Regions from separate parts of the Homo sapiens genome. Here region 2 is linked to region 1. Evidence: chromatin loops called from intact Hi-C (ENCODE). Cell type or tissue: GM12878. All regions are shown on one strand.

The links. Peaks named below come from ENCODE experiments on the same cell type or tissue, not always from the same donor. Only the 100,000 strongest peaks of a DNase experiment are listed, where the experiment ranks them.
Region 2: it touches region 1 in a loop (7-fold over the local background); 7 of 110 quality-filtered maps call a loop at or near these places.

Annotation. Positions count from the first base shown.
Region 1 is chr9:125,693,605-125,696,104 of GRCh38, reverse strand. The region is part of intron 1 of MAPKAP1 (MAPK associated protein 1); the gene reads left to right. Among named protein-coding and RNA genes, the nearest start is that of MAPKAP1, 12 kb to the left of the region's middle. RefSeq lists an enhancer at 1. In GM12878, no CTCF peak of the experiment used is centred here; no DNase peak of the experiment used is centred here; H3K27ac peaks cover 229 bases.
Region 2 is chr9:125,819,779-125,822,278 of GRCh38, reverse strand. All of the region lies in intron 2 of PBX3 (PBX homeobox 3), which reads right to left. Among named protein-coding and RNA genes, the nearest start is that of PBX3, 74 kb to the right of the region's middle. RefSeq lists an enhancer at 1,066-1,115. In GM12878, no CTCF peak of the experiment used is centred here; no DNase peak of the experiment used is centred here; H3K4me3 peaks cover 1,198 bases; H3K27ac peaks cover 1,817 bases.

The DNA.
Region 1 (2,500 bases):
GTTAGTAAAAATATGAGTGTTAAAATATGATGAATTGTTGCCTTTTACTCTTTTCTAATTATCATATACTTTATAATTGAAATAGTTTCAGGCTGGGCACAGTAATCCCAACACTTTGGGAGGCTGAGGCAGGTGGATCACCTGAGGTTGGGAGTTCAAGACCAGCCTGACCAACATGTAGAAACCCCGTCTCTACTAAAAATACAAAATTAGCCGGGTGTGATGGCACATGCCTATAATCCCAGCTACTCGGGTGGCTGAGGCAGGAGAAGCAATTGAACCCGGGAGGTGGAGGTTGCAGTGAGCCAAGATTGCGCCATTGCATTCCAGGCTGGGCAACAATGGTGAAACTCCGTCTCAAAAAAAAAAAGAAAGAAAAGAAATAGTTTCAGCTTGTACAGTTAAGCATGATGGCCAGTTAGGTTTGTTTTTTTCAAATGCGCATACTGATTCTCTTATGTACAATATAAAAATGTGCATACTGATTCTCTTATGTACAATGCAAAAAATTTACCGAAGTATTTGAGCATATTTAAATTAGGAAAATATCAGGCAAGATGTTTCTTTTGTAAACTACTTCTGTCCAAAGCATTCTGTATATTATCAGAATGAAAAATGACAGCACTTTGTCATCTGTTCAAATTGATATTGCACTCTTTGCAATGACAGCTGAAAAGGCCCACAGGTGCCATATAAAGAGGTGACCATGTTGTCATATTTCATTTCGGCATCCCTCTGCAAAGCCATAATTACCTAATTAGGTTGTTAATTAGGAGATTAGCATTTCACTATATTGATAGAATGCTCTTTACCGGCGTGGGGTGAGATACAGATTTGTCTGCTCTAATTTATAATCTCTGCCTGTTTTGTACTTATTTATTTGCTTAAGATGCTGGTATGGGGCAATTCAGTTTACCTGAGAAACAGTTTACAAGCGAATGAAGCTTTGATCACTGGATTAAAGTTGCTGAGTTAAAATACGGACACATCCCCAAAATTAAAATAAAAATTCCAAGTTGGTATAACTTGTATTATTGTTAACACAGTCAACAAACACAATAAGAATTCACATTGTTGGTATAAAAAATTCAAAATACAAAAACTTAAGTCTGAACTATGACAGAGATTTATCTATCCTAAACTAGGCAAAATAAATTATTTTAATTATCTTCAATGACAGACCTCTGTCATTTATACTTGGGACTTATAAGAATATGCTAAATGTTTTGAATGTATTTAAGAAACTGAAGCTTGGTTAATAACTTCAGAACAAATATATTGAGTCTTCAGTTTAGACTTCCTTAGATAGTCATGCATCAGGGCTTATTTCATTTGTACCTTCTGTCCATTAGTCTGTGCTTGGAACATTCCCTTCCCACAGTCTTTGCAGTACTGAGGGGCTTATGGAATTTGAAGTATTTCACAGTAACCTTCACTTGGTGAGCTATTTGGAGTAAGCACGGTTTCTATAAAGTGTGTCTAACATTCTTTTGGGAGAGGGGGCGGGGAAAACGATTTCCATACATTTTCTCTGTAGTGTTTGTAATTTGCATTATGCATACTTTTCTGCCTTTTTTTAGTTAAGGAAATTAGGAGTTTCAGAACAATGTTAAGAGCACCATTCCCACTGAGGTAGTAGTTTAGCTTCTTTTGATCGTATTGGTATTGGCATTCAAATTGTAGTAAATGCATGTGTGCTTAAGTCCTTTTTCCCTACAGTTATGAAGAACTGCATTTGTTTTATAGCCGTAATTTTCTTAAAACTTTTTTTTTTTTGGAAATGGAGTCTTGCTCTGTTTCCCAGGCTGGAGTGCGATGGCACCATCTTGGCTTACTGAAACCTCTGCCTCCTGAGTTCAAGCAGTTCTCCTGCCTCAGCCTCCCAAGTAGCTGAGATTACGGGTGTGCACCACCACACCTGGCTAATTTTTGTAGTTTAGTAAAGATGGAGTTTCACCATGTTGGCCAGGCTGGTCTCGAACTCCTGACCTCAGGTGATCTACCTGCCTCGGCCTCCCAAAGTGCTGGGATTACAAGCATGAGCCACCGTGCCCAACCTAAAAAATTTTTAAAAATTAAAAAAAAATTTTAATACAAATAACAGAGAAGGGGTCTTGCTATAGTGCCCAGGCTGCACTTGAACTCCTGGGCTCAAGGGAACTTCCTCCTCTGCCTCCCAAAGTGCTGGGTTTACAGGTGTGAGCCCCTATGCCCGGCCAACTATATATATATGTGTGTGTGTGTGTGTGTGTGTGTGTATGTGTGTATATATATGTGTGTGTGTGTATATGTGTGTGTATATATATGTGTGTATATATATACGTGTATATATGTGTATATACGTGTATATATGTGTATATATACGTGTATATATGTGTATATACGTGTATATATGTGTATATATACGTGTATATATACGTGTATATATACGTGTATATGTGTGTGTATGTATACGTGTATATGTGTGTGTATATGTGTATATATGTGTGTATATATGTGT
Region 2 (2,500 bases), 130 kb before region 1:
TGAGGTTAAAAATATTTACACAAAATTTTATAAAGAAGAAACAATATATTTGAGTCATAAAAATAAGTTAGCTCTCTGCCACCATTTACTACCCACCTTTAAATATTAAATTTTAATTTTACTTATTTAGGAAAAATTACATAATTCTTCATAGCACAGTTTAAAAATAACTCCACTATTAATGCAGGCCCTTTATTTAATCACAGGCTAATTTACTCCTGACAGAAAGTAAATTCCACTATTTTCTGTGAGGCTTTATGAAATTGCCATCATTTTTAATTAATTCTTAATTAAAATATATTACACCACAGCTTCTACCCATCTCTCTTGATATTCTAACATAATCAATTCAAGACCATTTACATATCATTAATTAAAAGCCTTCCTCTCTCATCCTTAAAATCATAATGAGGCTCTATTTCTCATTAGCAGCCTTTAAGGGGTAAAACAACAATACAGTCAAGAATGAATAGTAACTTGAAACAAATAATTTGTACTTTTTAAAACTATATAGTGGACAGAGCTAATTTCAAAATTTCTCAAATTTGAGAATCCTTGAATTATTTCACTGTGTTTCACAGGGGAACCACCAGAGCAACAATTGGTGATAAAATGAAACTAATCTTCAAATGAGTTAAGCAATAAATTCGGTAAGAAATAGTAGCATCTTTGAGATCTGGGAAAACCAAATAGATTTCTTTATTTAGACAATAACAAATCTTACCATGAAATACTACCAACAAGTTAGTTACTACAGAAAAGTAAAAAATAACACAATTAATATGATCTTGTCTTCATTTCCATTTTTAAAAATTAATCCCCTATATTAATCCTTTCCTTTAAAAAAGATTCTTTCTTTCAACTAAAGTCCATTGTTAGTATCTCTTAAATCTTAAGATACAATTAGAAAAATGTAATTGAAATTTATACCTCTATGCGTTTCTTATTAGCTTACCACTGTCAGAATGAAGTCTCTAGTATCTGTGGTTGTATGAAGAACTGAAACAGAGAAGCTCGTATAAAGTTCTATAATTAAACTCCAGAGCTATGATATGTTTTACACATTCTTAAATGAGCTGTAATATATACTGGTACTATAAAAAGTTATCATTTATTGGTAACGAAAAGAAAAAATTAACCACCTAATTCAGTGATTTTACCTCTTCAGGAGGCTTTAAAGGCAAACGCAGCTTGAGAGATTTATAGGAACTCATGACTTTTAACCCACTATTTTCAATATTTTGGCTATAAGTTACAAAATTAATACAACCTAAACTATGATTACATTTATGATTAGTATAAAATAAAATTTCATTGCTTTTCTTTTGCTTTGAGCAACTGTAGTAGTATTGCCTTTTGCAATACTACTTTTAAAAAGACTGAACAAAACATTAATTTGTCACATTTTTCAGAGTTTACAACTCATAATTATATTTCAAGGCCACACTACAAATACAAATAGAAAATAAGTGAGAATCAAAATGTGACCAAAAAAATACTACTACTTAATAGAGGCAAAATAAAGTCAGACTTGCAGCTTGGAAATTTTATGCAGACTTACTGTCACCAGCATTAACTATATCTAGGTGCTTCGTATCAGGCAAATCAGATTTATATCACTGTCTTCTGTCAAATGCAGGTGCTCCACCACAACTTGTCAAGACAGCCTGTCTGAATCTTCACACGTCAGACAGAATCACAGCACTTGGTGTTTTGGTCTGTTGACAGCAATTTATTTTGATGTGTTGTCACAATATGAAATTCTTCAATGCTGTGCACCATGGTGCCAGTAAGTCCCACTATACTTTTTTCTACTGTGAGATGCTACAGGTTTATTAGTGAGGGAGCGAGAACAAAGTTTTGTCTTGCTTTTAAAACCCATTTCATTTAAGCCCTAAACAGTTAATTTTAAAGTGGAGGGGAGTGCTGAATAGAAACAAGCACTGTCATGAGACATTCCTTAATCTCGGTATCAAGTGTCTTGTTTCACACCACAATCTATTTGGGTGAAGCAAAGCCAACCAGTCTGTTAGGAATAACCAGAGACCTTAAATATCCAGTAAGTCAAAATTCAGAGTAGACTACACTAAGACTAAACTAATAGCTTGGGCTACAGATCCAGTGTGGTCAATTGTTTCTTCATCTTTTTCACAGTGCTTCTTTCAATCCCACAGTAAAAACTTCAATTCAGTGCAGTGCAAACGTTTTCATGCACCCATTTATAGGTACTAGGAGATCCAGGTGAAAGAAACAATGAATAGGAATAGATTTCTTTGGGGTTTTTTAAAATTTCTTTTCCAAAATCTATACAAATTCCATATTAATCCTCCAAGAATGTGAAATAAAATTTACATGGGAAATACAAAAAAGATAACTAATTAAATGTGGCAGAAAAAAAGATAATATTCACAAAAAAGCTCAGAGTTGTTTTCAACTTTTGTAGTATTTTGCTATTTCATATTCTAAGTTTTCGTATTAAAAGATTCTAACTAAAATAAAC